Regions from separate parts of the Homo sapiens genome. Here region 2 is linked to region 1. A link is a loop called in an ENCODE intact Hi-C map of the cell type or tissue named here. Cell type or tissue: dorsolateral prefrontal cortex. All regions are shown on one strand.

The links. A loop is a pair of places that touch in the nucleus more often than their neighbours do. Peaks named below come from ENCODE experiments on the same cell type or tissue, not always from the same donor. Only the 100,000 strongest peaks of a DNase experiment are listed, where the experiment ranks them.
Region 2: it touches region 1 in a loop (4-fold over the local background); 2 of 110 quality-filtered maps call a loop at or near these places.

What each region holds. Positions count from the first base shown.
Region 1 is chr4:4,484,479-4,492,478 of GRCh38, reverse strand. All of the region lies in intron 1 of STX18 (syntaxin 18), which reads left to right. Among named protein-coding and RNA genes, the nearest start is that of STX18-IT1, 6.8 kb to the right of the region's middle. RefSeq lists an enhancer at 2,179-2,358 and a silencer at 3,866-3,985. In dorsolateral prefrontal cortex, CTCF peaks have their summits at 3,712 and 3,912 (motif pointing left); a DNase peak (open chromatin) is centred at 3,898.
Region 2 is chr4:5,203,367-5,211,366 of GRCh38, reverse strand. The region is part of intron 3 of STK32B (serine/threonine kinase 32B); the gene reads right to left. Among named protein-coding and RNA genes, the nearest start is that of STK32B, 160 kb to the right of the region's middle. RefSeq lists enhancers at 5,209-5,709, 5,710-6,210. In dorsolateral prefrontal cortex, no CTCF peak of the experiment used is centred here; a DNase peak (open chromatin) is centred at 4,776; H3K27ac peaks cover 1,625 bases.

The sequences.
Region 1 (8,000 bases):
TAATCTACAAACACTGTTTGAATCCTGTGTTTCACTTTCTTTTCTTATGAAAAGTTTTCAGTGAATATAGTCCCTGAGCGAATCCTTTCCAACAAAGTACTTAACTTTCTATGCACACAATTCAAAAGTCAATTAAATGTGCGTGATTCATTTATCACAAAGAGTACCACCTATACTCTGTGGAAAATTCTTTCTGTTCGAAAGAAGGTTCTTATTTCTAAGAATGAGCTCTGATTTTAATTAAATAAAGAGCATTTTATGCAATTTTTTTCTAAAGCTTAAGATTAATTTCTATGGTTACTAGGGATATAAATCTCTAGATTGCTTTAAAACAAAGATTTTTGTCCAGGAGAGAGTTGACAGCTCCCTATAAGAGAAGCTATTACTTAATTTTTCTTTCCTAAGTTTAAACACATAAAAATATTTGTAATGATACCCCAAAGGCATCATAAAAATGTAAAATAATTGTACTCTAAAATATCTAAAATTACAGGAAATAGACCTCATTTTAAAAAATGAACTGAGATTCATGGCTGGGTAACCGGAGTGTGACATACTTCAAAACCAGAATCTCTTGTCAGGATACTTTTAGTTTTTTAATGGCTAAAAAAAGAAGTCTTTTGTCAATCATAAAAACTTTAAAATATGTTCATTCTATTAGGAAATCTTACTTTTTAGTTTCATTACCTTTAACGTATATTACACTGTGGCTGCGCTAGATCCCTTTGAGAGGCACATTTCAGTCTTTAGAATTAGGTGGCATCACTAGGCTTGTGATCAACGATATCACAAGACAACCGTTAGACTGTTTTTAATGATTATTTTTTAAAAGTACATAGCCATTTTCTAAGCAGCTTTGAAAAAAGGCAGCATAAATCGTTTCCAGTGTCTTACTTACCCAAAGTATACTTCCTCTTTCGGTAGATGATGTTAACTGGTAAATTGTTCCCAGGTTAAAGGTTTGTCATATTTTAATAAATGTAGTGTAAAATCTATAGTAGAGACACTTCAAGGAAAAAACCCTCAACGTTTTCAGTAAATGAAATTAATATATATCCTTTTTCCTACGTTAGTATTATGGTATCATTTCTTTTGTTATTTTTATTTACTAAAACTTTAATTGAGCCTTATATAGTAAAATATCCTCATGTTTTTAGGAAAAGTGAAATTAGATTTATAAAATGTCCAGACTGAAGTTTTGAAAGAAATGGCATTTTGTATATAATATGGATGAATGCTGTTGAGGCTAGACGTGCTCGTAGTTTAAAACATGCCTGATCCGGGAATGCTTTGCATTAAATGAGTTTATATTTTGAGAGCAAAACAGGGAAAGAAAACACTTTCCTTCTTTTTTTTTTTTTAAGAGACAAGAAAATTAAGTTGAATGCGTATATTGAAAGTGCTATAAGCCGAATGTTTGAACAACAAAAGTAAACACTGATTATTACAAATGTACATTTGGACCACGTTGCTTTTATCTTTCAAGCAAAACATTTCCCACAGTTTTTGTGGGTTTTTATTTAAGTTGGGAAAACTTCGGAAGTTTGTGTGAAAGTATAAATAAGTTTGGAAATGTCATGATTAGAGTTTGATAATAAACATGCAAAAGCAAATGGGAAACTCTATTAAAGTCAGATGTAACATTAAATAATGTTTTCTCTAAAATGTATTTGCAGAGAGAAGAACAGTGATTTATGTGGATTTGAAACAAAGACTTTGGCTGTAATTTAAAATAAAGGTTAAATGTGAATTCTTCAGCCTGAACATGGATGAAGTTTTTTGTTTTTAAGAGCTTCCTTAGTGATTGTTATAGGAGCCTCTGTGCCCTTTTCCAATTATGGGCACAGAAATTATGCATGTATTTATAGATTCCATGTAAAAAAATTCTTAGTTTCCAATAAATTTTAAGCTGCATTTTACGAAGTAAGCATCTGTAGAGAACCTTTTGGAGAAAAAATAGGAGGGAAAACGTTTCAGTTTATGTAATTATTGAAATATACCACTGTATAGAGAATGAATAGAAATTTAAAACCGTAATCTGAAATTTGTTTTAAATCTCATTGTTATGAGATTGACCTCATAATTGCAAATCGGCATTTTGTGTTCAGTACAACTCCAATTCTTAAGGAAATTTGTCTGTTCTATTAGAGTAATACTGTAAGTTTAGGAAGATGCCCCTTTGGCTATTGTTACATATGGGCCCTTTTGAAAATAGTGGTCATGCTAATATTTGATCAGATAATGCTGACTAATGCTGTAGAGCTTTCGAAAGATTTCTTGAACATTGTCAAGTTTTACTTTCCTTTCTTAGGTACATGACTGTGTATCTCTTAAAAGTGTATATGTATTTGTGGGGGGCAGTTAGTGTTACATTTTTATTGTAAATTTATTACAGTTCGATATGTGATTTTGAGTGAAATTCATTGCAATATGAATGAAAATTTTTTGTATGTATGGTGTTTCAAATGCTTTACCTAATTAATTGTCTGAAAAACTGTTAAAGGGGATTTAAATTGCATATACTAGTTTTACATTTAAAGCTTTCACACTGAGCTGAATTCAGATACAGGACCTTAAATTTTTTGTCCAAAGAAAGTAAGAACTCATGTAGAATGAAAAGATATAATTTGAGTCTCAAAATCAAGATCTTTAATATACTGCTCAGGACCTAACTATTATTTTTCTAGTAGTTTTCACACATTTTTTTCCGGCAAATGTTATGTTACGGAGTGATTATTTTGTGTTACTTTGTACACTTAAGGAGCAATCCATTTTTAGCAGTTGAGCCCTCATTTTGTAAAACTAAGCTGTTGGCAATTTGCTAGTTTCTTTAAATTCTAGAAACCACTAAGTTTTACCTTTTCATTTATTTCCAAACAAAGAAGATGTTAGAAAGTTCTGTAACTTATCTCTTGAAATAATATTTTCTGGCCGGGTGTGGTGGCTCATGCCTATAATCCCAGCACTTTGGGAGGCTGAGGCAGGCAGATTGCTTGAGCCCAGGAGTCTGAGACCAGCCTGGGCAACATGGCAAGACCTCGTCTCTACCAAAAAAAAAAAAAAAAAAAAAAAAAAAAAAAAAAAAAATTATTTTGCATGTGTATTGAAGTGCTTTGAGTTTCTTGCCTTGTTCACTCCAAAGACGATCATAATGACTTTCCTCATTATAGGAAAAAGGAAAAAAGGGATCTGTATATTTTTGAGGACAGGGAATGATGAAGCAAGACCCTGGACTTTGCTTGGAATTTGGACATTTGTATTATTGGTCAAGGCCAGCATACTCTGCATTTTATTCCCATTCACTTAGTTGAAAGATGACTTTGGAGGCAAGGACATATATCTTGTTACCAAACCCTCTTTCTCAGAACTTTGAGATAAAATGAACATTCATTCCTTTGCTTTTGTTTTTGCTAAAAGAGAAAAAAAATCAGTTTGAGTAAAGCAAAAACATTTCTACTTTTGGGGTTTGAATGATAACAAAGCAGTTGAGATTAAATTATTGACATCTGACAAGCAGAATGGATGTTGAATGTATGTTCTTGCTATGGGCCGCTTGAAGTTGCTTTTGCTATTCTCTTTGCTGATGTGAAGCAGAAAATGAACAAGGTAACAGTTTTGATGGTGAGATTAGAGGTAGCCAGGCTGACTGTCTCCTGGCTCTTAGAGACCCTTATAAGCTCAGGGCCACCCCCTCCCCTTGTTTAGATATTACTTGCTCTTTTGAGTTTCAGATTACAGGAGCAATTGGTCTGCATGACCTATCTTAAGAACTTTAACTTTGCAGTAGAAACTTAAACCAAATGTATATCCTCAAGAGACAAATCATCTTAAAACTAGGCTGTTGTCATTTTGATGTACTGTACTGCTCACTGAGGAACAGTGTGGTGGAGAGCACCACCTAGTGGATGGGACCCATACTTGATGGGCTGTGTAGGAGATTTCGTCTACATTGATGTAACTCTTGCCCTTGTCTTGCAAATAAGTGATTTTTAATCGTCCTAGCACATATTTTTAAGTAGCGCTAGGACCCCAGGAGAATGAGATTGGGAGTAGTTGTGAGATATGTCGGTTTTCTTTGTAGTTTTCGCACTTCTATAGGTGTATGTACTGGTGCTTGACATCTCCACATTCTTATAAGCTGATATTATAATTCAAACAAAACTTTTTTTTTTAAATGTCAGTAGGGTAGTATTTAGTCTTTGGGAATTTTGTGTTTTTGAGTGCTTATGTTCAACCTCGGTAGTAAGAGACGGCTTTGGATAGAACCTGTTTGTTGCCACAAACTTTATACTATGCTGCTAATCTGTTCACCTCACGAGAGGAGGAGTTGCTGCTGATTATAAACTGTAGGTCATAAATTGTTACCTGCTTGTCATAGAGACTATATGCCTTTTGAGTGTACTAAAATATTTGCAAAAATTAGATGAAACAATTCCACATTTAAAAAAAAAACAACTTTTAACACATCATGACCACAAATTTTAGGTACAGCCATTCCTTGATATTTATTTTAGAATGTCAAATTCTTGATAAAATGTATCACCTCTTCGTTTGTTGAATGTTCCTAGACATTTGTTGAGCTAGGAACTATGCCAGGCTTTGGGAATCCAAAGTGAAGAAGACATAGTTCTTTTTGGACTTAGAATTTTTTAAAGTTTTAAAATTCTTCAACACAAAAAGAGTGAGCGTATTCCTGGGATGTGGGATGTATTATGTTGGGGTATAAATACATTTTTTTGCTTAATATTTTCTGACATTTAGCAAATGCTTTTGAAGAAACTGCTAAATAAAATTGATGGGTTTGTTTTCATGGGTTTGGCAGGGGGGAGGCGACAGAAGGCTGCAGGTAACACCTCTTTGGTTTCGTTCTTCACTGAGTTTTATCCTCGGAGAGCCCAAGTTTGGAGGCATAGAGTGAAGAATTTAAGAGCACAGGCTTAGAGTCTATTCCAGAGTATGGACCCTGGCTTTTCAACTTGCCAGGTGTGTGCCTTTGGGCAAGTGTACTCATCTGTTTTCTCATTTGTTGTGAGGATTCAATGAGATAGTCTATACAATGGGTTTAACATGGTGTCCGACACATAGGAAACACTAAATGTTCAATATGATTTATTATGATGATGATTTGGAAGTTTATTATGATGATGATTTGGATGATTCAGTGTAGGTGGTTCTCATGGTGCACTCAGTCTCCCCACCACCTGCAGGCCCCAGATCCCTGCTTAGTGTGACCATGCAGACAAACCCCCACTGATGGCCAGCAGATGTCTGCGGGTGCTGAGCTAGAAAGTTCAAAGTTCTTCCTTATGCAGATGATGTTTACAGAAAGAGTGTACCCTCGTGTGTCTCGTGTGTGTGTGTGTGTTGAACAGTGTTTACAATCAGAGGCACTTAACCTGAGCTCCATGAACCAAAAGCCTCTGAAGCTCAAAATGACAGGCAGAAAGTTTTTTGTTTTTGTGTATATGTTTATTTCTTTTATAGAAGAGATCAGATTCATAGCTTTTGTCAGTATCTCAAAGGCATCTGTGCCCCTAAAAAGGTCAAGAACTATACTTTAGATGTTCGTGACTCTGTGTAAGGCCACTGGAGAAATTTAAAATATAGTCCCCTCTTAGAAAGTGAAACTCAAATATGAATTTTGCACTATTTGTTTTTGAAGATATGTAAATAATTTTAAAGATAGAGTTGATATTTTGAGGAACTCAAATATGAGTAAAATGTTTTTTCCTCTCGCCCCTCTTGTCAAGGTTCTGAAGAATTTTAAGAGCAAGGAAAAGTTAAGAATACAGGCTATGGAGTAGACCTAATTTCAAATACAGCTCCGACACTTCCTAATGAGTCCTCAAGCCAGTTAACTTGGCCTCTCTTCTCTGTAAAAGAGGAATCCTAGGGGTACCTGCCTCCTAAGTTTATAATGAGGATTAAATGCAATAATCTGTAAAAAGCCCTTACAATTCTTCTTGGCATATAGTAAGTACTATAATAGTGTTTGCGGTGATCATTTTTGTTGCATATTCACTCAAAAACATTTATAATGTATCCACATTCGTTGTCTGTTATGAATTGTCAAGGTAATTCTTTTCTTGTCTATTTTACCTCCATCTTATTGACATGTGAATGACATTTCTGATTTCTTATGAGCAGACTTTCCAAAGTTCTGCAGCTGAAATGCCCTAAGTCTGATAACCTCAGTAACTAGAATCCCAAATGTACCTGGAGCCTTAGAATGATTTTGGAAGCTTTGGAAAGCATAAAAGTAGAAAGAAACTGACGGGGTTGGTGGTAGGAGCTTTCAAATTGATTGAACACCCAAAAATTATCTTGGAATTTCTGAGCTGGAAAGCATTTGGGGGTTCTTTCCATGCAACCTTCAAAGCACACAAGTGAGGAATTGCACATCACCCGGTGACTCCAAAGTCAGAGAACCAGCTGGGAGTTACCATGTGCCTGGAGGCGCTGTCCCCGCCCTCTGCCTGCGTGCTGACCATCCACCACTCGTACTTCTAAGAGAGCAAAGGATATAGGCTGCTCATGGAATTCTAGTATAAGCAGTGATCCCAGAAAAAGTGTGTGGTGAGTCAAAGACTGTTCCGTGCAGGAAAGTACCAGTAGCATCGAGAAAAAGGAGAGCTTTGGGAGCAGGAGAAAAGATACGGAGGAGAGCGCATAGGGGACAGGGCAGGGACAGGCTGCACGCTGTAGGTGCATCCCACAGAAACCTAATGGTAGGAGGTTATCTATGTGTGCTTGGCAGAAAAGAAATGCCTGTTTCAGCAGTGCCTGCCGTCCACCCAGCGTGTGTGAGCTCTGGGGTGAGGGTGAGATGGGGCTTGCGAATCTGCCGTTCCCATCATTGGTTTTGTTCCCTAGGGCCTCTTCTACTAAGAGTATCTTGCTTACTGCCTGCGAGTCTAGCATTTTCACTGTCATCATGTCTCCTAAACTCAAACCAGCCACTTCCTCTGATTCACAACTGAAGAAATGGCAGTCTTTTCCAACACTGGGCTGGGGGCACTGGCTGGTTTGAACCCATTGCAAGAATGTGTTGAAGTCCAGAGTGGCCTTGTGGCCTTTTAAAATTGTCATTTGAATTGTGTATGCTTTTCACCTTATGCACTAAAGTTCACCTTGCCCTATGGGTGAGACTGAAATAGTGATGAAATGAAGAAGAAAACTTAGAGTAGTTGAGCACCTACTGTGTGCCAGACACAGTGTCAGACTCTTCACAGACATTATTTTCATCAGTGACCTGTAGTCACCTTCAGCATTATTACTGTCTCAAGTTTATACCTCAGAGATGAAGGCTGGAAGAGGTTAAGTGACACAAAGCCATGTCACTAGTAAGTGGCAGAGCTGGGATCTGAACCCAGGTCTGTTTTACCTGGTTTCATCCTTTGCAGTATGGAGACTCAGAAGAATGCAGCATGCATGCACACTCTCCACACACAGCCTCCAGACCAGATGGGGTTTGGATTGAAACGCAAAGCAGTGCGAAGTTGGGTCGGATCCTTGGGTTGGAACTTCTTGTTCTGTTCTCCCTCCTCCCTTCCTCTTTTCTTTATTACCTCCGTCCTTAATGTGCCTGGCCCATGCTGGGTCTTACATATTTGTCAAGTGAACAAATGAAAGAAAGTTTTCCAAGCACACAGAAAAGAAAGTAGTCATTATTAACCGGCAGGGATTCAGAAGCCTGAGCCATGTCTTTCCAGCCTATTGTGTAGTTTTGGATTGGGTTGTTAGGCAGGTAGGGGAGGAGAATATTTGTTTTTAGACGGCAGTAGTTAGCAAAGCCTCTCCGTGATGTTTTTGTGGAGGAAATGTTTTTAAAATAGACCCTTAGGGTGTTCGTGACTAGTTGAGCTGGCTGTCTACAGGGAGGGGTCTCCGGTTCTTTGTTACTTTTTATATCCCATTTTCATCTCATTTTTTGAATGATGATTTTTCATTATAGATGTCTTTAATGGCATAATGATCAGAATTGCAAATGACAGGAGGCC
Region 2 (8,000 bases), 720 kb before region 1:
TCTTTCCCTATTTCTCTCTCCCAGAATTACAAATCTTTTCCATTAGCCTTGGACCAGGAAGGCCTTGTCTTCTTAATTTCTTACAGCACACCTAGGGAAGAGTTCTGAGGAGTAATGTGTATTTGTGGAAAAGCATGCTAATAGACAAATAAGTTTGGTTTTTACTAGTTTAAAAAGTGAAAATGAAGTTCTTTACTGAAGGAATTCTCAGAGCTTTTGGTATGCCACTATTCACGGGACTCTTCAAGACAGGGGATATAAGAAGTATTTCTGGTAGGGCATGGTAGCTCACACCTGTAATCCCAGCACTTTAGGAGGCTAAAGTGGGAGGATCATTTGAGCTCAGGAGTTTGAGACCAGCCTAGGCAACCTAGTTAGACCCCATCTCTACACAAATTTAAAAATTAGCTAGGCATGATGGTGCATACCTGTAGTCCCAGCTACTCATGGGGCTGAGGTGGGAGGATCACCTGAGCCCAGGAGGTCAAGGCTGCAGTGAGTTGTGATCACACCACTGCATTCCAGCCTGGGGCATAGAGGGAGACTTTGTCTCAAAAAAAAAAAAAAAAGTATTTCTAAAACTTAATTTACTTCACCAATATTTGGATAGAAAACACTTTTGCAACTATACTGTAAGTGTTCCAAGGAATAGATTTTAAAATAGATTAAATGCCCATTTATCTGTTTTTGAATGCCTGCCAATGCCTTCTCTAGGGCAGGGCTCATAACAGTGGACTTCACACCTGGTCCCTGCCTTCATGGAATTTGAAGTCTAGTAAGGGAATCACAGACATAAGCCCACAAGTAGAGTTCATAATGCACACCATAAGAGGACACAAAGTACAACAGTGCAGGTTTGTCTTCGGTGAGGGCAGGACAAGAAAAGTCTTCAAGGAAAATGAATTATCTGTGATACTGATGAAAGACTAGCTATGCTGTGAATGTGCAGAGATGGATGGACGAAAAGGGACAAAGAAGGGCAAGAAGACTGGGAACACCAGGCCCAGGCTGTTGTGCATGGCCCGAGGAGATGGGGAAGGGCAGAAGGTCAGGTGGGTAAGGTGTGAACAGTGGGTGAGAGACCTCATATGGAAAGCCTTGAGGAGGAGGAGGAGGAGAAGAAGAAGAAGAAAGAGGAGGAGGAGGAGAAAGACAAGGGGAAGAGGACATGTAGCACACACAGGCTGGAGATTCAGTCTTCAACATTATGCCTTTGTAACAAGATGCTAGTTTCAAGGAAATGGCTCCTGAATTGCATATGTGCTGAGCTGTGGGTGTGTGTTTGACATTTCAACTTTCCAATGGAAGAGCTTCAATGACGCACAATTTAAGCCTTCCAGGAATTGTGCTGTTACATCCAAATCAGGCAGTTGGCCTCTAGAAATTCACATATTTGACCTAAATCCCTGTGTCAGCAACAGGAAATCTATTGCCCTTGAAGATGCAGTGGTATAGAGGAAACAATCTAGGCTTTGGAAGTAGACAGTTGGGGGGCCATATCCTGATTCTGTTTTTTTTCGATGTTGCAGTTTTGGACAAGGTTGTTAAAGTATCCAACCTACTTTCTCAAATGTCAATGGTGGTATTATAAACGCTTCCTAGGCCCAGGCACTTTATGATAATTAGGTGAGATAATGTTCATGAGGGATCTAACACAGAGACCAGCACAGAGGTGCTTGGTGTAGATGGCAGCTGCTGGGATTCTAACATCATCATTATCAATTCAGTTCAGTTGAGGGGATAAAGCAATTTCATGGAGTTACTCTCTTGCACACTATTCTTCCTTTCACTGTCTTCAGAATTTTGACCACTGGTTGCCCCATTCAAGAAATCGTAAGCTCTAGGCTGGGCACAGTGGCTCTCACCTATAATCCCAGCACTCTGGGAGACCAGGGTAGGAAGATCACTTTAGCCTAAGTATTTGAGAACAGCTTGGGCAACATAGCAACACCCCATCTCTACAAAAAATACAAAAAAATTAGCCAGGCATGGTGGCACATGCCTGTGGTCCCAGCTACCTGAAAGACTGAGGTGGGAGGATTACTTGAACCTGTGATTTTGAGGCTGCAGTGAGCTGTGATTGTGACACTGCACTCCAGCACAGGTGACAGAGCAGGACCCTGTCTCAAAAGAAAGAAAAAAAAGAAATGTAAACTCTATTTCCTGACACATAAGTCTTCCGATATCTCTCCCTCTTCACCCACCCTACTGTTAATATGTTAGTCCATACTCACAATTTTCTGTTACCTGAATCTCTCCATGTGCAGAAGTGCTGAGGGGGAGGCAGCTGGGATGGAAGCTCCAGACAGAGCACACTGGACAAGGAAAAGGGGCCATGAGAGGGGCATGTGCCCAACTGGGCAGGACTTTGAAAATCAAAGAAAACTAGACTTCTTCCTGAAGGCAATAAGGAATCACTGATGAAGCCCACTGAGCAGGGAAAAGGTTTATAAAGAATGAAGTTTTATGAAGATTGCTTGTCAGGCATCGTGATCATTTATCTGACACAAGACAAAATAATCATATCTACCAGATGGGCTTGATTTGGGTGAATCAAGCCAGAATGGATTTACCCAAATTAATCTCTCATCTTTTCCCTTCCCACCATGGGGCGATCATTGAATTCTTCCCTACCCAGAATATCTAAGAGACCCCGAGACTACCGTGTTTATCAGTGGCATTGAGGATGACATGGGTGGAAATCCAAGGTTCAAGCAGGGAGATATGAGTCCTTGGGGTACCATACAGAGCTCATACTTTGAAGCCAGAATTTTGCCTTCAAGTCCTACCAGCTGAGTGATGTTAATAAAGTCATTTAGTTTTGCCAGGACTAAGTTTTCTGCCCTGAAATTGAAGTTAGAAAACTTCTCATGACTAATGTGAAGATCAAATGCCATAACAACTACAAAGTGTTGTATATGCAGTAAGAACTCAATAAATCATATATGAGACTTGGTTCTCCTCCAGAGCCCAGACCATGGTTTGTTCTTATTTACTTCCATAGCACCAGTGTTTGATGATCAATCATTCTACTCAGCAATATCCGGCGCTCCTTCCTTTCTAGGCAAGGGGTAGAAATTTATTTTCTGACTCCCTGTGGCTGGAGGAAGCCATGTAACTAACTGATGGGGAAAATAAATGGGTGTGAGCCACTTCTGGGCTGAGTTCCCTTTCCCTCAGGCCCTCACATGGTCAGGGCTCAAGAGGTACCATCAACCTACAATCCTGAATCACCTGGTGAGCAGAGCCTTCTCCCAGTCCAGGCTGGACACACTGTAGTATATCCAACAAGAAAGAGACCTCTGTTCTTTTAAGCCATTGAAAACTGGGGGTTGTTTTTTACTGCAGCATAGCTTAGCCCATCCTGACTGATAGATACAGCCATGCCTGTAACACAACATCAAACCAGAAAATGTTTCCTTTGTGAATAAATGTACAGAGAAGGAAATGTGGATGTTAAAAAGAGAGGAAAAGCAAAATAAAATAAAAGTAATAAACTGAAATGTCCAGAAGAGAAAAAACAAACATATGACACAGGTCATGCAACTTCATCTTGGAACTCTCAAAGCAGGCAGCAAAAAGTGATCACAGTCCTCTTTGCCAATGAGGGACCCTTCTTCTTTTCAGCTGCAGTCTCAGACACTTTCTTAAGAAAAAAAATGCTGGAGCATTAAGAAAGTGTCTGAGACTGCATCTGAGACTGCATTTTTGAGAAAATAATATTTTCCCTCTCTGGTCTCTGCCACCCTCGCGGACTGGGACAGGTGTCACAGGGTGTATTAGTCCATTTTCATACTGTTATGAAGAAATACCTGAGACTGGGTAATTTATACAGAAAAAGAAGCTTAATGGACTCACAGTTCCACATGGCTGGAGAGGCCTCACAATCATGGCAGAAGGTGAAGGAGGAGCAAAGTCACGTCTTACATGGTGGCAGGCAAGAGAGCACGTGCAAGGGAACTGCTTTTTATAAAACTATAAAACCACCAGATCTCATGAAACTTATTCGCTATCACGAGAAAAGCACGGGAAAACCTGCCTCCATGATTAAATTAGCTCCCACTGAGTCCGTCTCATGACACATGGGGATTATGGGAGCTAAAATTCAAGATGAGATTTGGGTAGGGACACAGCCAAACCATATCACAGTGTTAGGGTGGATGCAGAGGAATACAGTTCAGAAGGAATTCGTTCAGGCTCGTGGGTCATCCTGTCTCTGTCCCGGCTGTTCCACACTGCCATGGCAGCATAGAAGCAGCCACACAAGATACATAAATGAAGGCGTGTGACTGTGTTCCAACAGGACTCCACTTACTAAAATGTATGGCACTCCAGATTTGGCCCATGAGCCATAGTTTGCTGACCCCACAAAGACTAATAAAGCCCAGAAGCATCTAAAGCAGTTCAGAAACAATTGGGTCAAGAACAGGATGAGTCTGGAATGGCACTTTGGGTGGGAAGAATGATACAGAAGGAGTTAAAGAGAAAATAATGATTTGCATAAGTAGGAGAGAAGATGGAGGTGCTCCAGGCCCAAACCCCAGCCCTGAACTTGTTCTCTCCCAGACCCCGGGGCAGGCTCCTTCTTGGATGTGTCTTTGTCTTCGTGGGTGCAGAATGGTTCTGGCAGATGCTGTCTCACTTCAGCAGAAACAGATCTGGGTTTATGGAAATGTTTTGCAGATGGGCCTTTTCATATCCCCCTCCGCAGCTACTCCCACTCTGCTTGTGTGTGCATGACTCATCATTCGTCATTTCAATTACTGAGGCCTCCATTCATCGGCCTATCCATCTGCCAGGCACTCTCTCGCCAGCCAGCAGCCACCACTACTGAGAGGTAATGACTGTTGTTGGAAGAAGTCACGCCTCTGTCATTAGCTCAAGACTGGGGGATTGCTGTGATCTCTCCATGCAATAACCGCCATAAACTCTTGACCACGTTATTGTTTCCGAGGGGTATGGAGGCTCTCCAGAGCAGTGGGAAACAGTGGAGGATATTTAAAGTTGAATATTTAGTGGGATATTCCTGCAAATACCCTCCCATGGAAGCCACTGCCTGTCCTAGGACCATCCTACTGTGGAGGGGAATCAGGAGTGAAAAGGAAGATTCTGATTAATTATCCTAAGAGAAGACAGTCATCACTTTCATTAGCTTCTAAGGGTTATTTGTGGTTTTTGCCTTTTTGCTGGGTATGATGACATAGAAAGATATTTGACTATGACCCATAACTACTTCTCTATCACTGTCACAGGCTTGAGAAGGAAATAGCAAAGGGGACACTCTAGACCAAATCTGTTGGTGTAGTACTATAAAGATTTTTGGTTCAACTTCCAGCTGGAAAGTCTTGGCCCCACATTGACTGGACTGGGCTAGGGCACCTGGTGCCAAGAATATTCCTTTTGACCTTGGTAGAGGCAGCCCAAGTGGACTAATTAAAGTATCTTCCATTCCTTTGGCCCAGGATCCTGCCCTAACCTTTTGTCCCAGTAACCTGAGATGCAAGGAGGATGGGAGATGAGAATCGGTGAAAGAGAATTCCCCCAAGGCAAGAACAGATATCTCCCCAAGGCCCAGAGTATAGAACATGGGCATTGCCCAATCCCAGGCTTACACAGTTCAAACAATCCTAAATGCACACACACACACACACACACACACACACGCGCGCGCGCCTGGTCTAGAACTGTCAACCTCTGCCACCTCACTCACTCACTCCTCTGTCACTGCTACCCCTTCAACCCCAAATCTCTGAAATTACAGCTCAACCAAGATGGAAAACCGTATCTGCCACAGCCAGAGCCTGGGGAGACTGAGAGAAGCCAGCCAGGGAGGCCCTCAGGCTCCACACACCCACAGCGCTGTCAGTGAAAACTGGAACAACCCCTCCTCCCTGTCTCTGTGTGCCCTGGACCTTGCCTTGTCTTTGGAGAGAATGAGGGAGGGGAGGTGTATTAGTTAGGGTCCTTCAGAGAACCAGAAACAGTAAGAGATACATAGATACAAGAGATTTACTATAGACATTGGCTCACAGGATTATGGAGATTGTACTGCCTCCATAGTCCCACCATTGTCATCTGCAAGCTGGACACCAGAAAAGCTAGTGTTGTGATTCAGTCTGAGGGCAAAGGAGAGGCAACGACATAAGTCCCAGTGGTGTCCAAAGGCCTGAGGACCAGGAGAGGCAATGATATAAGTCCCAGTCCCAAGGTCTGAGGACCTGGAGCTCTGAAAGTCCAAGGGCAGAAGAAGGTGGATGTCCCTGCTCTAGAAGAGAGGGAAAATGTGCTCTTCCTCCTGCTCTTTGTTCCACTCGGGCCCTCCAGGGATTAGATGATGACTTCCCACACTGGGGAGAGTAATCTTGTTTACTCAGTCTACTGATTCAAATGCTAATCTGCTTTGGAAACACCCTCACAGACACACCCAGAAATGATTTTGCCAGCTATTGCAGCAATCTGTAGACCAGTCAAGTTGATAGAAAAAATTAGCCATCAAGAGGCAAAGAGGCAGGAGCCCTGAGAGCCCCTCCCCACGAGTGGTCCATAAGGGAGGATGAAGAACCAGAGCTGAGACTATATTTTGCTTAAAACCCAGGACACGCCGGGAGCAGTGGCTCACACCTGTAATCACAGCACTTTGGGAGGCTGAGGCGGGCAGATCACAAGGTCAGGAGTTCAAGACCAGCCTGGCCAATATGGTGAAACCCCATTTCTACTAAAAATACAAAAATTAGCCAGGTGTGGTGGCAGCCACCTGTAGTCCCAGCTACTCAGGAGGCTAAGGCAGAAGAATCACTTGAACTCAGGAGGCGGAGATTGCAGTGAGTCGAGATCATGCCATTGCTCTCCAGCCTGGGTAACAGAGTGAGACTCTGTCTCAAAACAAAACAAAACAAAACAAAACAAAAAAACCTAAAAAACAAAAACAAACAAAAAAAACCTAAAAAACAAAAACAAACAAACAAAAAACCCCAGGACACTCTGTTGTCTTGTCACTGTCCCTCACATGTTCTGTGACCCCAGACAAACCACTTCCCTTATCTGAGCCTCAGTTTCCCCATCTGCAGCCCAGCACAGTCCCAGCACAGAACACATGTTCAATAAATGAATCATGGAGATCTCTAGTTAACCTGTAGGACTCCAGCCAGCTCGAGAGATCTATTAATACAATTCTACCCACGATTCTGCTCTTTCGAAAGTGCAGCTTTCTTAGTTGAGTTCTTCCAGATGCAGACTTTGAGATGAGGCTTCATCTGCAAGCAATTTATTAAGGAGTGCTTCCTGAAGACCAGCAGGGAAAAGAAGCTACAGTGTGGTGTCAAGCAAGACCCAGCCTCAGCCTGATCAAACCAGGTGCTCTGGAGAATGCATTATGACTTTGTGCTATGGAGAATGCATTATGACTTCGTACCTCAATGCAAGACAGCTGGGCTCTCACAGTTCTGGGCCCACCAGTCACTGGCTATGGGGCCACCTGGGAGGGGTGTGTGAATTCCCAGGCACTTGCATCTCTGCAGGAGTGCAAGGGCGGGCCCCTGAAGTAGGTTTAAGTGATCGCTCTTGGAGGTGAAGCATAACGAAGCTGGGGGAGGTGAGCACACGGAAGCAAAGGAATGATCTGAGGCATTTGGGTTGGAATAGAAAAATTAGGAATGACAACAAAATTAGGAAGGAGAACTTCTAGGTTGCAGTGAATAATGATTGAGTACTGTGCGCCGTATCAGGCAGTATGGTAGGCACTGAGGACATAACAGAGTAAAAGGAACATGTCCTCTTGGAACTCACAATAAGAAACAGGCACTAATCAAAAGCAGGGCCCAACCCCTGTACAGTCACAGCAGTGCTCAGCACTACAAGGGAGACAGGAGCATGTGCTGGAAGAATGTGGGAGGGGTGGGGCCAGGAAATGGGTGGTCAGCTGCTTTTTGAAAAAAGAGACATGTAAAGGAGACACAGCTACAGTGGGTGTGGAGGGGAAAGAGCTGCATTTGAGGGAAGGG